Regions from separate parts of the Homo sapiens genome. Here region 1 is linked to region 2. A link is an interaction called in ENCODE POLR2A ChIA-PET data of the cell type or tissue named here. Cell type or tissue: IMR-90. All regions are shown on one strand. Links, peaks and the distances in the headings refer to the core of each region. The heading gives the core; the rest is flanking DNA. Region 1 has its middle 34 kb from the start of LINC02450. Region 2 overlaps PRICKLE1 (prickle planar cell polarity protein 1).

The links. ChIA-PET counts read pairs that join two places held together with the same protein. Peaks named below come from ENCODE experiments on the same cell type or tissue, not always from the same donor. Only the 100,000 strongest peaks of a DNase experiment are listed, where the experiment ranks them.
Region 1: POLR2A ChIA-PET joins it to region 2 with 6 read pairs; 2 of 35 experiments call an interaction of 5 or more read pairs at or near these places.

Annotation. Positions count from the first base shown.
Region 1 is chr12:42,723,579-42,727,967 of GRCh38, reverse strand. No RefSeq gene overlaps it. Among named protein-coding and RNA genes, the nearest start is that of LINC02450, 34 kb to the right of the region's middle. In IMR-90, for the core only: no CTCF peak of the experiment used is centred there; a DNase peak (open chromatin) is centred at 1,957; H3K27ac peaks cover 593 bases.
Region 2 is chr12:42,562,662-42,567,050 of GRCh38, reverse strand. The region is part of intron 1 of PRICKLE1 (prickle planar cell polarity protein 1); the gene reads left to right. Among named protein-coding and RNA genes, the nearest start is that of PRICKLE1, 25 kb to the left of the region's middle. In IMR-90, for the core only: a CTCF peak has its summit at 1,256; a DNase peak (open chromatin) is centred at 2,260; H3K27ac peaks cover 1,420 bases.

The sequences.
Region 1 (4,389 bases), core at 308-4,307, 160 kb before region 2:
TCAGTTTGATCTTGTTCAATTTGTGATGCCTATTTGATATCCAAGTAGAAATTCTGATTAGGCAATGGGGGTATGAAGTACAAGTCTGAAATTCTATGGAGTGTCCAGGCTGAAGATAGATATAAATTTGGGAATTATCAACATGAAAATGTTACTTGAAGCCATGAGGCTGGATAAGATCATTTAGGGAGAGACAGAAAGAGAAGAAGACCAAGAATGAACACTGGGGTGTTCCAATATTTAGAGGTTAGAGTTAAGGAAGAACCAGTAGAGGAGACATCACTTTGCAAAAAGGTTAATGGAAACCAGAAGAGTGTGGTGTCCTTGAAGCTAAATGAAAAAATATTCCAAGGAAGAGAGATCAACCTACTACGTTAAATGCCTCTAACAGGCCAAGGAGAGGAAGACTGATAATTTGATCACTGTTTTTGAAAATGTGGTTGTCGCTGGTGACCTTAACAAGAGCAGTAGAGTAGAGAGGTGAAAGACTGACCACAGTCATGGAGACCTCAAGTGCAGACAATACATTTGATAAATTTTCCTATGACAGAAAATAGAAAAACAGAGCAACTGAAGAGGGAAATAAGGTCTATAGAGACCTGTGTTGAAGAGGAAAGAAATAATGCCTAAATTCTGGTAGGAATGATCCAATGCAAAGGCATTATTTGGTGATAAAAAGGAGCAGAGAGAATCCTGGCAGCAGTGCCCTTGAGTAGGCAAAAGCAATGAGATTCAGTGCCCGAGTGGAGGAATACAAGCCAAAGAGAAGGTACAGCATGTAGATAGAGATGTACATGGGTGACTAGGTGTGCTGAGAGGAACTTGTGGAGGTTTTCTTGCCATGGCTCCAATTTCTTTGGTGGATTGGAAAGCAAGGTCATCAGTTGAAACTCAGTGAGGGAGGAGACGTTAAAGCTCTGAAGAGAAGAAAGAGGAAATTAAATCATTGTCTAGGCAAACAGAAAATTATATGCAAAGGAAATACAGTCAAGCTGATGGGAGGAATCATGGTTCACTTGAGGTTACTGATCACGAATTTGAAGTGTGAACAGGCAGCACAGTTTTTTTTTTTCTTAGCTGTGTCTGAAAGGGGTAAAAGAGGGCCAAAATCTAGTCTGTGTCTCATGCCCAGAGAAGACACCTTTTCTTAATTCATCCACCCAGAAGGGTTGCCTCTGGTGTTTGACTGGTGGAGACACTAGATTGAAGGTCCTGGGAGTGTTGAAAGATTGTTGGAGCTAGGCTGCTGCAAGAAGTGGGCTATAAAGATGAAAAACATGATCTAGGAGCTGAATGTTTGAAATTAAGATTCTGGCAAGGTTCAAGTTAAGCATAAGCACAAGATCCACTGGTGTAAGACCATGTGAAAGTTTCAGAACCAAAATGGAGTTACTAGTGTTTAAAAGAAAAAAAGCTCTTTTGCTCCCTCTATCACCATGTGATACCCTGGCTCCTGCCTTCACCTTCCACCATGACTGTAAGCTCCCTGAGGCCTCGCCAGAAGCTGAGCAGATGCTAGCGCCATGCTTCCTGTACAGCCTACAGACACCCTCTGGAGGAAAAACCAGCTGAAAAATTTGAAAGGCCTAATTTGTGGCTGCATCACCCATATTAATTCATCCTTATGGAAAGACTGTGCAGGCACTGCTCTAAGAGTTAGGATTCAGTTTTCAAGGAGCCAATAGTGGGCAAAGAAATACCAATCTAATGTCAACTAATGGCAAATGAATGAAGTCTAAGATTCCTGAACATGCTTGACATTTCCTAAACCACACATTTTGGTTCTCTATGATCTATGATACAGGGATATATAGTTGTTTCATGAAAGGCTGTGGGGCTTCTCTTTTGTAACCACCAGTCAGCATCCCAAGGAGGCAGCCCTGCTGACAGATGCCAGGTGTGAACCATAAGGAGCAAAGACAGATGATTTGTCTGAAACTTAAGCATGCCCAGCCTTAGATCTTTCCATTCAAAGTTTACAGTCCAAAAGCCTGACTCACTAAGGCACTGAACCAAAGAAAATAAAGACGGCAAGTGTGGATATTTTCTATGAAGTTTTATCCCTTGCCCTTCTTTCCTCCTCACTGAACACCTCAGTCTTAAGGAACTATTTTCAATTCCCCAAAACATGTTCTAGGACTCTGTGTCTGCGCCACACGTATTTGTGAAGTTATGCCCTGCAGGAAGACAGGGGTTTAAGTGGATCTGCAAAACAGCCAAGGAGTCAGGGAATTCCCTTTCCAAGTCAAAAAAAGGGGTGACAGACAGCAACTGGAAATTCGGGTCACTCTCACCCTAATACTGTGCTTTTGCAATGGTCTTAGCAAACAGCACACCAGGAGATTATATCCCGCGCCTGGCTCAGAGGGTCCTACGCCCATGGAGCCTCGCTCATTGCTAGCACAGCAGTCTGAGATCAAACTACAAGGCAGCAGTGAAGCTGGGGGAGGGGCACCCGCCATTGCCAAGGCTTCAGTAGGTAAACAAAGCGGCCCAGAAGCTCGAACTGGGTGGAGCCCACCACAGCTCAAGGAGGCCTGCCTGCCTCTGTAGACTCCACCTCTGGGGGTAGGGCATAGCCAAACAACAGGCAGCAGAAACCTCTGCAGACTTAAATGTCCCTGTCTGACAGCTTTGAAGAGAGTAGTGGATCTCCCAGCATGCAGCTGGAGATCTGAGAATGGACAGACTGCCTCCTCAAGTGGGTCCCTGACCCCCGAGTAGCCTAACTGGGAGGCACACCCCAGTAGGAGCAGACTGACACCTCACACGGCCAGGTACTCATCAGAGACAAAACTTCCAGAGGAACGATCAGGCAGCAACATTTGCTGTTCACCAATATCTGCTGTTCTGCAGCCTCTGCTGCTGATACCCAGGCAAACAGGGTCTGGACTAGACCTCCAGCGAACTCCAACAGACCTGCAGCTGAGGGTCCTGACTGTTAGAAGGAAAACTAACAAACAGAAAGGACATCCACACCAAAACCCCATCGGTATGTCACCATCGTCAAAGACCAAAGGTAGATAAAACCACAAAGATGGGGGAAAAACAGAGCAGAAAAGCTGGAAACTCTAAAAATCAGAGCACCTCTCCTCCTCCAAAGGAACGCAGCTCCTCACCAGCAACGGAACAAAGCTGGACAGAGAATGACTTTGACAAGTCGAGAGAAGAAGGCTTCAGACAATTGAACTACTCTGAGCTAAAGGAAGAAGTTCGAACCCACGGCAAAGAAGTGAAAAACCTTGAAAACAAATTAGACAAATGGCTAACTAGAATAATCAATGTAGAGAAGTCCTTAAAGGACCTGATGGAGCTGAAAACCATGGCACGAGAGCTACATGATGAATGCACAAGCCTCAGTAGCCGAGTCCATCAAGTGGAAGAAGGGGTTTCAGTGATGGAAGATCAAATGAGTGAAATGAAGCAAGAAGTTTAGAGAAAAAAGAATAAAAAGAAACAAACAAAGCCTCCAAGAAATATGGGACTATGTGAAAAGACCAAATCTACTTCTGATTGGTGTATCTGAAAGTGACAGTGAGAATGGAACCAAGTTGGAAAACACTCTGCAGGATATTATCCAGCAGAACTTCCCCAATCTAGCAAGGCAGGCCAACATTCAAATTCAGGAAATACAGAGAATGCCACAAAGATACTCCTCGAGAAGAGCAACTCCAAGACACATAATTGTCAGATTCACCAAAGTTGAAATGGAGGAAAAAATGTTAAGGGCAGCCAGAGAGAAAGGTCAGGTTACCCACAAAGGGAAGCCCATCAGACTAACAGCTGATCTCTCAGCAGAAACTCTACAAGCCAGAAGAGAGTGGGGGCCAATATTCAACATTCTTAAAGAATTTTCAACCCAGAATTTCATATCCAGCCAAATTAAGCTTCATAAGTGAAGGAGAAATAAAATACTTTACAGACAAGCAAATGCTGAGAGATTTTGTCACCACCAGGCCTGCCCTAAAAGAGCTCCTGAAGGAAGCACTAAACATGGAAAGAAACAACTGGTACCAGCCACTGCAAAAACATGCCAAATTGTGAAGACCACTGAGGCTAGGAAGAAACTGCATCAACTAAGCAAAATAACCAGCTGACATCATAATGACTGGATCAAATTCACACATAACAATATTAACCTTAAATGTAAATGGGCTAAATGCTCCAATTAAAAGACACAGACTGGCAAATTGGATAAAGAGTCAAGACCCATCAGTGTGCTGTATTCAGGAAACCCATCTCATGGGCAGAGACACACATAGGTCAAAATAAAGGGATGGAGGAAGATCTACCTAGCAAATGGAAAACAAAAAAAGGCAGGGGTTGCAATCCTAGTCTCTGATAAAACAGACTTTAAACCAACAAAGATCAAAAGAGACAAAGAAGGCC
Region 2 (4,389 bases), core at 241-4,240:
CCATGAGCCCAGTTTAGTTCCATTGTGAATAATTATTTAAAATAGTAATATTAAATAATCATCTCTTTGCCCCTCATATGTTTTATTTTCTGCACCCTGAACTTTGAGGTCCTTGAGGAAAACAACTGCAGTATTAAGAGTTTCTATTTTAGAACCAAGCATATGATAGTGGCTCAAAAACTTTTTCTTTGATGAGCAGATTAAATGTTTCTCAATTGAAAAGCCAAGTTTAGGACACCAGACCCTGATGACTGTATTAACCCCAGTGAGAGTCACTGTCCACTTCTTTATCTCTGGTGCCTGGCTTGAAATAGCACAAAATGTTTGATGAATGGAAGGAGGGTGGAAGGGAGAGAGAAAGAGAGAAATTTAATTAAAGATTCAGAGTTTAAGAATGATTTTACACACATTCTCATTTAATCCTAATAACAAACCTGTAGGTCAATTGTCTCATTTTATAAATGAAGAAACAGGTTCCAAATGGTTGAGAGAATCCCTGTGGTCACACAGTTATTGAACATTAGCAGCCAGCAGAGAATGCAGATGTTCTTACGCAGGTCTGGTCCACTCTACCAGCTTGCTTGAGGCCCACATTTGGAGTACTCTCTGTCTCACAGCCACTTCCCCCTCCAATTTCTGTTTGCCATCATCCATCCTCAAACCCTCTCCACCGTGTGTATCCTTCTAGGTTAGTAGCTTCAGCAACCACCGAGTTATTCAACCTAGAAAACTGGATGTTATCCTTAACTCCTGTTCTCATTTTCACATTCATTCAACCACAGGTCCCATCTAATTTGCCTCCTGGACATTTCTGGAACCAGCTTCCCCCTTCCCTCCATTCTTTCGTCCCATTCAATAACCCACCTAAATCCAGGCTTCTGGCCTCTTCCACAAAGCAGAGTGATCCGTCCAAAATGAGGATCTCATGATACCACACCTTTGATCCAAATGTGCTTCTACTAAGAGCCCTCCACAGCCCGCTCTGCACTCCTTCACAAACCTCCTGCCAGTCTCTCCCTGGCCTTTGACCATCTCGCCACACAGACTGGCTTCCATTGTCCCACATATCTTGCAGGGTACAATCACATGTTTCCTGTCCCTCCTCTGATCCCCGGTTCCTTGTTCTGGCTCATTTTAGGAGAATATAGTACTCACCAAATCAGACTTCAAAGCAGGAGACTTGAAACAAAGCCCTCGCAGCTCCCAGAGGGCAGTGTGGCTCTTCCTTCAGTCCCTTAGCCCAGTCTGTCCTCAGCACTCTCCTGTCTCACCAGCCTCTGGGATCCTGACTGAGGTCGGGGCTGGTTTAAAAAGAGAAAAAGAAGGTAGGGAAACTGGATGTGCATGAAAAGCAATTAGCAAAAATAAAAAGCAGATCTAATCAAGTACACATAACAAATGAATAAACCCGCAGGATTGGCCAAGCTCTGTATGACTGCTTTGGTTGTTGTGGGGAGTGAACCCATAGAAACAGTTCCCTTTTTATTTACCTTTTCCCTGTCCCTGTGCCTTTTAAGGATCCCATTGTTGATTTCATGCTGCTTTATTTAGTGCTAGTTCATCATAGCCTTTACCACCTTTGAAAAAGTACCAATTTGGGGCAGGGGATTGGGATAGGACAGTTGCATCCCACATCCCCTATTCTGTTCTCCTTTTCCCCAAAACACATCTCTCTTGAGAGAAGTACTTTCTTAAGTTTCTTGGTTCTTAATGGGACCCCAGATCCTTCCTTCCTTCCAGCCACTGCTGTCACCCATCCATCCAACTCACCTGGGCTGACTAGACTTTGAGGAACCCCTGTTTTAAAACTTCCAGAGCTGATGGCCGCCCCACTTCCCCTCTCCTCTTCTCAGGCTCTACCCCAGATGTGCTGTGCTGGCCGGGGTTCCCCCAGTACTGGGAGAGCTGCTGCTCCCAGAACTCTGGGAATTTCCACAGGCAACTTAGATTTCTGTGAATCTGGGAACACAATTAAGCTACTAATATTTGTTAATTGTCCTTGATTACACAGACTCAGATACTTAGGAATAATGTTTTTAAACATGTGATATCTATGTTAACTCTTTTTAGGAATCTTTGTTTACTTTCAGTTTGCTAATACTAGTGTTCCTGCCCTGACGTATTTAAATAAATGCAAATTAAATGCAAGTTAATCCCTTTTGCAATAATTGAGTTACTGTTCTTTATTACCGGTGGTGTTGAGCTCTACATCTGGATACACCACAGTAAGCATATCCTTTTGCTTTTGTTTACATTCTACTAGGACTTAGGAATCCAAATAATTCTGAGATTGACCCCAAAAAATAATAATAACTACATTCTTTTAGAACTAAGTCTTCCAAAGATATTTAGTCAAATACCTCAGTGAAATTTGAGAAATGTTGGTATTCCTAGAATTTAAAATATGACCTCAAGAAAGATTTCTTTTCTTTTTTTTCTTTTTTTGAAGAGTTTCACTCTTGTCGCCCAGGCTGAAGTGCAGTGGCACCATCTCAGCTCACCGCAACCTCTGCCTTCCGGGTTCAAGCGATTCTCCTGCCTCAGCCTCCTGAGTAGCTGGGATTACAGGTGCCCGCCACCACGCCTGACCAATTTTTTGTATTTTTAGTAGAGACAGAGTTTCACCATGTTGAGTTGGCTGATCTCGAACTCGTGACCTCAGGTGATCCGCCTGCCTCAGCCTCCCAAAGTGCTGGTATTACAGGCGTGAGCCACCACGCCCGGCCAAGAAAGATTTCAATAGTGTTTTGGAAAGAGACCTTTTTCTTTTTTCTTTTCTTTTTTTTTTTTTTTTTTTAGACAGAGTCTCCCTCTGTTGCCAAGCTGGAGTGCAGTGGCGTGATCTTGGCTCACTGCAACCTCCACCTCCCGGGTTCACGATTCTCCTGCCTCAGCCTCCCAAGTAGCTGGGACTACAGGTGCACACCACCACACCAGCTAATTTTTTTGTACTTTTAGTAGAGACGGGGTTTCACCATGTTGGCCAGGATGTTCTCAATCTCTTGACCTTGTGATCTGCCCACCTCGGCCTCCCAAAGTGCTGGGGTTACAAGCGTGAACCACTGCACTTGGCTGGAAAGAGACATTTTTCATAGTGGGAGAAGGATGGCATAAGTTTTTTTGATGATATTTCACTTTAGAAATTACATTCTGGTTTGTGCCCATTATCCCAACATAATCATTAACTGTACCCATTGTACTCGAAAAATGTCCTGTTTTGCATGACAAATCGTATACTCTCCCTGTCTGTACTCTATTTAAATATTAAACAATTGATCAGGATTTTTCTTTGTCTTGCAGATACATGCCACCAAAAAAGATTCTTTTTTTTTTTTTTTTTTTTTTTTTGAGACAGAGTCTTGCTCTGTCACCCAGGCTGGAGTGCAGTGGCACGATCTCGGCTCACTGCAAGCTCCGCCTCCCAGGTTCACACCATTCTCCTGCCTCAGCCTCCTGAGTAGCTGGGACTACAGGTGCCCATCACCACGCCTGGCTAATTTTTTGTATTTTTTTTTAGTAGAGACGGGGTTTCACTGTGTTAGCCAGGATGGTCTCGATCTCCTGATCTCGTGGTCTGCCCGCCTCGGCCTCTCAAAGTGCTGTGATTACAGGCATGACCCACCACGCCCGGCCAAAAGATTTTTTTTTTAAAAACTCCAATATTGTGCAACATTCATATACCCATGATAATTAAACATTTAAAAAATACTCCAGTATGTATGTAGTTTGAGAAAAAATAAATTAATATTCTTCTTTCTCGTCCTGCTGGAATTTTGCTTGCCACAGGCAAGTTTTTGTTTGTGGCAGTCAGTTAGCTCTTTATCCAGAACCATAAAATTGTCCTGTTCAAAAAAAATTTTTTTTTTTTGAGACAGAGTCTTGCTCTGTTGGGCAGGCTGGAGTACATTGGCATGATCTCGGTTCACTGCAACCTCCGTCTCCCGGACTCTAGCAATTCTCCTGCCTCAGCCTCCTGTGTAGCTGAGATTACAGGCACCCGCCACCACACCCAGCTAATTTTTGTATTTTTAGTAGAGACAGGGTTTCACCATGTGGGCCAGGCTGGTCTCGAACTCCTGACCTCAGGCCCGCCTCGGCCTCCCAAAGTGCTGAGATTACAGGTGTGAGCCACCGCACCCGGCCCCCTGATCACAATTTAAATTTTTAAATTAAATCTGCCAAAACTTGAATGTAAGCTATGTCTTTATTACTGCCCAGTGTTTCTGGGCAGTAATAAACTGTCTTAGCAGTACAGTTTCTTCCACTGTTATACAATTTTTTTCTTTTCCTTCTGTGATTTAGGATATTGAAGCCACTCTTCAGATAATATTCACATCTCTTCCTCACAATACATAGTTGATGTTTAAATTTTCTTTGTGCATCTGTCTG